3 separate regions of the Homo sapiens genome follow, and all the other regions are linked to region 1. The links are chromatin contacts, found by Hi-C or POLR2A ChIA-PET in ENCODE. All regions are on one chromosome and are shown on one strand. The core of a region is the stretch at or near the end of the contact, and the rest is flanking DNA. Distances in the headings are between cores, read along the strand shown. Region 1 overlaps MSI2 (musashi RNA binding protein 2). Region 2 holds the start of MSI2-AS1 (MSI2 antisense RNA 1). Region 3 overlaps MSI2 (musashi RNA binding protein 2).

What was found. A loop is a pair of places that touch in the nucleus more often than their neighbours do. ChIA-PET counts read pairs that join two places held with the same protein, here RNA polymerase II (POLR2A). Pooled maps may share reads with other maps.
Region 2: a map of sigmoid colon shows a loop between it and region 1 (3-fold over the local background). The contact joins the promoter of MSI2-AS1 here to the enhancer-like site in region 1. A Hi-C loop is called at or near these places in 1 of 168 maps with a recorded cell type or tissue (sigmoid colon) and 8 of 50 pooled maps.
Region 3: a map of naive thymus-derived CD4-positive, alpha-beta T cell shows a loop between it and region 1 (5-fold over the local background). The contact joins two enhancer-like sites. A Hi-C loop is called at or near these places in 3 of 168 maps with a recorded cell type or tissue (cardiac septum, heart right ventricle and naive thymus-derived CD4-positive, alpha-beta T cell) and 8 of 50 pooled maps. POLR2A ChIA-PET finds 5 or more read pairs at or near these places in 1 of 52 experiments (Caco-2).

The regions. Positions count from the first base shown.
Region 1 is chr17:57,284,155-57,286,854 of GRCh38, forward strand. All of the region lies in intron 5 of MSI2 (musashi RNA binding protein 2), which reads left to right. Among named protein-coding and RNA genes, the nearest start is that of MSI2, 29 kb to the left of the region's middle. RefSeq lists an enhancer at 684-953. Within about 2 kb of position 1,262, at least 10 of the 41 ENCODE cell types and tissues checked have a DNase peak (open chromatin) inside an H3K27ac peak, as active enhancers do.
Region 2 is chr17:57,606,980-57,609,679 of GRCh38, forward strand. MSI2-AS1 (MSI2 antisense RNA 1) reads right to left here and starts at 1,433. Exons shown (of 3, transcript NR_110807.1): 1 at 1,281-1,433. All of the region lies in intron 8 of MSI2 (musashi RNA binding protein 2), which reads left to right. RefSeq lists enhancers at 942-1,536, 1,537-2,129.
Region 3 is chr17:57,671,013-57,673,712 of GRCh38, forward strand. All of the region lies in intron 11 of MSI2 (musashi RNA binding protein 2), which reads left to right. Among named protein-coding and RNA genes, the nearest start is that of MSI2-AS1, 64 kb to the left of the region's middle. Within about 2 kb of position 1,384, at least 5 of the 41 ENCODE cell types and tissues checked have a DNase peak (open chromatin) inside an H3K27ac peak, as active enhancers do.

The sequences.
Region 1 (2,700 bases), core at 12-2,511:
TCATCCCTGTTGAATTTTTTCCCTTCTTTAATGAAAGAGTTGGATTGGCTGTGCTGGGCCCTCCACCCGGTCATGGTAGTCCTGGTGACGCCTGGCTGCAGGGTTTCGAAGGTGGCCCTCATTTCAGCTGTCCTTGAGGCTCACTCCTGTGTTCCCCCTGCCCCTGCCATCCACCCCGCACCCGCCACCCCGAAACGTTTGTAGTACAGCTGCTGGCCTAGAACTCGAACTGATGTGTCTCTCACTCCAAACAAAAAATAAATCTGTGTGCTTTATGTATGTGTTTTAGAGGTGTGCCTGTGTGTTTTTTCTCTTGACAAGCTCATTCCCTACAGCTGTGCAGTCACAGCCCACTTTGAAATCTGCAGCATATATATATTTTTAAGTGAATAAGTACGAAGAGATGGGAAGATGTGGTTTGACTGTAATCCCACGTAAAACACTCTGACCCCAATTTTTAAAAAAGTATTTCATTAAAATGTTGTAGGAGACTATTACTGAGAAGAAGAAAGTTTCTAAGTTGATGGGACTCTTGTGTCTCCTAGTGTAGAGTTGATTTTGTTTTTTGGGGTCACCATGGAGATGAGAAGCATGGGGCTTCATGGCGTCATCTGCCCCCATTGGGGGAGGGCTTGTTGGCACAGGTCACCTCTGGATCAACCTCAGCCTCATCTGCTGGGGATGGGAGAAGCTCAAGTTGGCCAGGGGTTTACCCTATGCCCTCCTCAACCAGAATTAAAATGACCTTTTTTTTTTTTTTGCCTTCGAAGACAACATTGGTAACAATTTATTGAAACTATGGAGCTTAGCAGTGATCAGTTTTTGGATTTTCTCTTTCTTCAACCCCTCCCCTTTCTGGAAGACTTGTAGGAGGATAGGGGAGGTTTTTCTGTGCATAGATTGGCGTCGGTTTCTTAGAAGTTTCTTCTTTTCACCTTAAAAAAAATTGTTTGCATCCTTCCCCTTAGATAAGGAACCGTCAACATCCTTGTTAGAGCCCAGTGCGGAGGGGACCCTGAGGCACATACTGTTTTCAAGGTTAGATAGCAACAAACTTTCAGAGTAGCCGGAGTTTCAGGGGAGGGAGGGTTCTTTGGGTTCAAGGTTACCCATTTTTCCCCTGCTAGGAAGAAAGCCTTTTTGTTTTCTTTTGCCGACTTCTTCCAATAGCTTAGAGCAAATAGATTAGCAACCCAGCAGAAACCAAACCAAGGAACAAATAAAGGGGAAGTTTGCAGAGGGCCCTTGGCTGGGGGCTGGCTGCTGCTGAGGAGGCCAACTTGCGGTTTTCCATTTTCACGGTGAACCGCATTGTCTCAGCGTTCGCTGGTATTCACAAAATCAGAAAGAAAGGAAGGTGGTGGTGGGAGGGCGCACTTTTCAGGAGAGGCTGGGGTGTGGGGAAAGTATGCCCAGCTGCATGTTATTAGCAGCCTTCAAATAAAGTTTGTGGAAGGTTCCGGCCCCCACAGTCATGCCTGGGAAGCTTCTGTGTTCTTAGTAGGTGTTTTGAATTCTGTGGGATGGAACTGAATGTTTAAAAACAGTTACAGGAACGTCTCCCCAAGTAGGTATTCCTGAGAATTTCTGTGTACATGGAACTCTATTTTCTTAGCAAGCATCATTATATTTTTAGAAATGTTTTCTTTTCTCCTTGCCCGTCAGTTAGCCAAGCCTCCTACCACTCACTTTCTGTTGTGTAGTTCTGATTTTCCGAACAGGTGTTTAGATGATGAGGGGTTATATTAAGAAAGTACTAAAGAATACGTCTTATCACGTGAATCAGTATCTTTTTATTCAACATGGATGGAGTGGGAGTGGAGACCAATCTGTTTTATATTCCTGCAATCTGATGAGGGTAAGAAAAAGTTCATGCTGTTCATATTAGCTAGCCAGCCTCTTTCTGTCTTTCCCTCCCTTCCTTCTTTCTTCTTTATTTTTTCTTTCTTTCTTTTGTCTAATACCTAATTCCTTATCTCATTTTTGGGATTTTGAGAGAATAATTTTCATGTGGGGCGACAGAACTAGTGGTTGTAGTTTCACTTGTTTTTTTGACATTAAGGAAACAACAAATAGTCTTTTTTTTTTTTTCCTCAGACTGAGCACACATTTTAAGTGTTTTAGGGGGAAGCTCTGAAGGCAGTTTGTGGTGATTTTTAAAAAAATGTTTTTAAAGCTTTAGTCTCTCCTGGAAGCTTTGTGTGTCCCTGCATTTTCCTCGACGGTCGCTAATAAGAACTGCTGGTCTAAATCAGTGTCTCTGAGAGTCATTGATTCACTAATTGCTCATCATCGAGTCCTGGCTTCCCCCTCCTGCTGAGAGCACTTTTGTTTTCTGCTATTCTGCAAGGACTTGGACAGATTTCTGGAGTGTTTAAGAGGTAACCAATAAAAGAGTTTGGCGTGCCCCTGTTGGTAATTGTGCTTCTCGGAGGTGACCACGTCATTGGTATCCGGGCTCCATAAACAAGGGGCTGCCTTACCAGTGACCTTTCCCGCCTAAAACCGAAGGCCCCAAGGTCGCTTGTCTGATGGAGAATGTATTTCCCGGCTCACTGTGAGCCTCGACTTAATTTGTTCCTTTCCTAAGGCAAAATGACCTTCCAGTAAACCCACACCCCCTCCCCCGCTTATTATTATTTATTTATTTTTCTGGTGAACAAACAGAATTAGGAAAGGTGTGTTCTTCCAGGAGAGAGC
Region 2 (2,700 bases), core at 183-2,682, 320 kb after region 1:
CTTTGTGACCTTGGGCAAGTCATTCCTTAGAACTTCTGTGTCCTTTTCTGCTGTAACTACGAGGCGGGTAAGGCCATCGCACAGAGGAAATGAGGCTCCATGCAATGAGGGAGTTGACAACCATGGACATTCTTTGAGGACTTCTGTGTGCCAGGCACTGTGCTTTATATCCATTATGTGTATATGTTATGTAATATATGAAAATTACAAGGATGTTGTGGCTGTGCCTAGTTATGGATAGCACTCAATAAACAGTGCGTGCCTTCCTCCCCAGAGTAACCCTCCTGAGTCAAGATTATAAATCTAACAGGTCTCTCAATGCCTTTTGCAAACAGGTCTGGGCCATTTATAACATGCATGTGTCCTGGAAGGTAGACATTCCTGCTGCCTGCCTTTCCCTATGGAAGCTGGCAGCTCCATTTCTGTTTGCACAGTAACCCCTTCCTCTGTAGACTGCATGGGCAGGTCCCACATCCATGAGGACCTTTTTGCAGTAGAACAAGGAAAGTTATCATTTACAAGTAGGTCCCCTGGTGCTTGGCCACACGCTGGTCCCTGTCCACAAGGACAGTGCCTGATTATGATGTCTGAGAAGGGAGGAGGGAGGGTCTCTTCCGCTCACTTTCCAGTATCCACAGTGACCAGCTGGGAAGCCTGTCTGTGTTAGGCCGTTCTCGCGTTGCTATAAAGAAATACCTGAGACTGGGTAATTTATTTAAAAAAGAAGTTTAGTTGGCTTACAGTTCAGCGGGTTGTACAGGCATGGTGCCAACATCGCTAGGCTTCTGGGGTGGGGCCTCAGGGAGCTTTTACTCACGGAGGAAGGCAAAGTAGGAACAGGCACGTCGCTTGGTGAAAGCAGGTGCAAGCAAGCGAGAGAGTGCAGGGAGGTGCCACACATTTTTAAGCAACTCCGAGTAAGAGCTCACTCATCACCAAGCAGGTGGCCCAAACCATTCACAAGGGATCCACCCCCATGAATCAGAGGCTTCCCACCAGGCCCCACCTCCAACACTGGGGAGTACATTTCAACATGAGATTTGGGCGGAGACAAATATCCAAACTATATGACTACCTGAGTTTGCAAAGGAGCAGAAGGGCTTGTACCAGTGAGGGAAAAGGACTGCAGAGTGGTTAGGGACCCTTCCCCTGCCAGATTGAAGGACCAGGGCTTCCCAGCACAGCTGCCAGGATTTACAGGGGTGCAATTGCTGCCTCACCAACCCCCTAGCCCCTTACTGGCTTCTTAAGGCCTTGCCCTCACCTGGCCACATACTCACGCTAGTCAGGAATCCATCTTGGCCTCTGGCCCTGGGCAAGAAGAGCAACAGGATGGAATTGAAACCCTGGAGCAGATGTTAGAACTGAGTAGAGGTGACCTGGCTCTCTGAAGCTCACGCAGGAGTGATGGTGACATGCCCATCTCAAGTGGGAGCTGCACATGGAGGGCAGCCGAGGTTCCTGCGTTTCCCTCCCCGGGCCACTTCACCTCCCCTAGGTGGGTTCCACCCCCTCTCCTTGTTACATCATAGCCTCTTTCTCCAACACATTCAACAGCTCTCTCTCAGCAGTGCCAGCTTCCTGGGTGTAAGGCCTGAGCCGTCGCTTGGCCCTGTCCTCAGAGGCCCCCCACGCTGGTCTAATGCTCTGCTCTTTGTTGCCGTCTTGCAAATCCTAGTCATTGTTGGTCAAAGGACCCCTTGTCGTCTTTTTGTCATGGGCCCTGTTCGTTCTGCTGTGAGGCTGACTCAGGGCCAGGTGCCGTGCAGGTACACAGTAGGAGTTGAACTCTGATCAAGGGCTTGTTTTGTGTTTATCTTCCTTGCTTTGCAAGTTCCTTGAGGGTGGGTCTCCCCGAATCTTGATTATAAACCTGCAAGAGCCTTACAAAATGTCCTGCTTTTTGTGGGGTCTCCAGAAAGGCTTGTGATTGGCAGAGGGGGCAGGAGAGCAGTGACCAGGAAGAAAAAAGGCTGTGGCCACTGGATGGCAAAGGAGGGCTGTGCAGGGAGGTATGTGTGACATGTGGTCTCTGGAGGCCAAGCTCACCCCTCCTGCCTCAGTAGCAAGATGTGTGTAGCTGTCAGGCTCTAGGCAAGACACTTTACACTTGAGTAGCATCTCCCCTCCTCTTCACCATCTCCCTGGGCAGGGCTCAGGGCCTAATGTCCGGAGGTGAGGATCTTCAGAGAAACAATGTTGGCCTCAAACCCACCAGAACCTGGCTGGGGAAGAGGTCAAGCTGATCAGGCGCAAGACCAGGTCAGGCCTCTTATGTCTGTTAGGAAACGCCACAGAAGGACAGATACCCACCCTAGAAGCTGCAGGACCTCCTCTCCTCCTGAGCCCTTTCCTCCCTCTGCTCCCCTCCCCTTTCTGTTAGCCAGACAGTCAGACGGTCAAGGTTGATACCTGAGCACTGGGGAATTTTATCCATCGAAATAGGCCTCTCCCTCTGGAGGACTAAACAGTCTCAGACACGACCTGTTTGGAGTGAGAAATGAAACTGCAAACACTGGCCTCTTCAGGCCAAACAGGCTTTCCTTGTCCTGGATGGTACATCAAGGCCACAGGTCCAGGGCTTGGATTTCCCTCTGGGCCCCAAGGCCGCGTGCTGACTGGGTTCTTTTGTACAGAGACCAGGGAAAAACAAAAGCCCTTTACTTCCCAAAGCTTGGCATACTCCTCAGACTGCCAGCC
Region 3 (2,700 bases), core at 134-2,633, 390 kb after region 1:
AGGTCTTCTGCCTCTGAGTCCAGTACTCCCTTTCCTTACATCATTGCTGCCTCTCTGTGGGTGCCACCTTGACTGGGAAAGCCCAGAGGATATTGGAGAGTGAGGATGAGGGGCAAAGAGGAACCTGCCATGGATGCTGCTGATGAAATGAACCTGATCACCGCAATGAGCCCCCAAACTGCCATCCTAGAGCAGGGCTTGTCCCAAGCCACTTAATGCTCATAGCTCCTGCTGCAAAAATGCCAAGACGTTTGCAAGACGTTGTCCTCTTCTGGGACAGGAGTCATAATATCCAATTTATAAACCTCAGCACTGTTTATTTATTCAACAAAGTGTGCTCCCTGTCCCCGCCCCCTCACACGCACACCCTAGCTGAGCAGTAGACAAGGTGCCCTTGCCCACTAAGAGCCATGTCCCATCCTCTCTTCCCAAGCTGATCCTGGTATATGGGACCAATTCTGGCCCCCCAAAATAAGTCTCCGTGCCTGGGGAAAGGCACCGTTCGCTTAGAAGGATCACTGAGAATTGACTGGAGAATGACTTCCACAGAAAGCACCCTCAGGTGAGAGATTTGGCTTCATGCCTTCCCCCACCCCCCAACCCCACTCCCCACCTCTCCTCTTAGAGGGAGACGGGTTCTCAAATGACCCCCTTTCCTGCGTAGCCAGCCAGTGTTCAGTTTGTGGAGTTACGCTGAGTTTGCAAAAGAAGAAAATTGCTTTGTCCCTAATGCCTTCCCACTGTCAGACAGCAGGAACAGCTACTGACAAGTTTATGTGCCGAGTGGCAGTCCCCATTCTCTCCTAAGCAGCCAGAGCCGTTGCTTTTTATGAGTCTTCTCAAAGATGCATGGGTTTCCAGATGGCTCGTTCGGGGACTTTAACATGCTTTCTGGAGCCTGGTTCTTCTGCTCACAGAGACAGACAGAGAGAAGTGTCGACTGTGGAAAATAGAGGCTCCTCTCTTCCATGCGCCCAGCCCTCAGGGGTGCGGGTTCCACTGCCCAGAAGCCTAGCTAGAGGCGGGACCAGCCAGAACTGGGTGCTTATTGCCTGCTGGCTGCGCCCTCTAGTGGGGACCCAGCAGCCCTGTCTTTCACCCCTGGCTGGGGGACATCTGCAAGGTGACTTTGAGCTGAGGCTCCGGCACCGTGATGAGCAAGTGCGTAATAAAACGGGACTTGGGATTTGAAAGCTGCATTCTAATACAGTGTCTTCTCCACGGTGATTTTAGTGTCATTTGATGGAGGAGGACTGAGCAAGGAGGGGTAATATAGACCTAAGATGAGCTGCTTATTGTGAAATTCCCTTCAGGCCGACTCAGAAACCACAGGCCTCCCCACACACAGGAATGGGAGCGGTTGCCAAGGATGGGCATAATACCAACAGCCCTTTTGTCTTCTATCTAAGCCTGCAGAAGGGGGTATTTCTGAACAGCACCCTTCTGTGGGCATGCTACATCCTGTCTCCGAGGCTGCTTCTGCTGGCTAGATTAGTCTCTAGGTGGCTCTCCTGCTGGAAGAAACGGAAACCTAAACCTGCCTCTCCCCACCCATTAGTTAGGTGGGCCTGCCCAACACCTTCCTGGGTTCACATCCGGCCAGACAAGAAAGAAGCCAAAAAACTTTCCGTCTACCACTGCGCCTCCTCATGCCCACCCCATCCTATTAGCCTAAAATGGAACGGGCTAATTAGTTTATTTGTATAGGGAGGGGTTTCAGCTGCCTGGACAAAACCAGGAGTCCACTGTCCAAGCTTCTTCTGTTTTCCTGAGCTCAGAAGAAAAAAAGTGTGTTAGACTAAGATAATACCGCCTTTTGAATATCTCGGCTTCATATTTGCCTCCATGAGTGAGAGGGCCAAGTGTTATCTGCAAGTTGAATCTTCTATATTCAAAAATCTCCATCCCTTTTTTCTGCCAGCGCATTCCCAGATCAGCCGTTCACTTGCTCTAAGCCTCTATAATTTATTTTTTTCTTTTCTCTTTAACCTGCTCTTTCCATTGGCCAGTTTATTCATTTCTCAGCTACAGCTTCAGAGGGGCTCACCTTCGGGCTTCCCGCCCCAAGGGCATCTGGAGGCTTCAGTTCTGTTTTCTCTGCTGAGTCAGGAGCCAGGCCCAGCTTGATTTGGTCTCCCGTGTATCTTTGTGTCTCTGTCTCAGTCTCCTGCTAGTGTGCCTTGGGTGCCTCATCAATCTCTTCCCATCCCTGTGACAAGTGGGTGAAAATCAATCCACTTCTGGCTCTTCCAGGCCCACCAGAACTGAGGGCCTCAAATCACAGGCCCCTGGGAAAGGGAGGGGCCAAAGCCAGGAGTGACCCCACCTGCATCGATGTTCTTTGCCTCTGCCATTGAAGGCAACTGGTCATAGGGCAGAGGGGGAGAAGCCAAGGGAGGCAGAAGGGAGAAGTGATTGTTGCAAGGAGCAGCCCTCTGGAGCCAAAGATGTGAAAGTGTGACTCTCAGAATGTCTGGTTCTTTAAGACGGGTTAGCCGTAGCCCAAAGGTAGCCAGCCCAGACTCACCTTGAGGCTTAAAAATCAGTAAGAACTTCCTTTAACAATTAAAAAAATATTGTTTTCCATTTTGGAAAAGAAAATAAAGTTTAAACTACTAAGGAGAAATAAAGGTGAGACAAAATTAACCTGGTTAACTGGTTGACAGGCTGCGGCCCTCATTAGGGTCAGAATGATGGGAT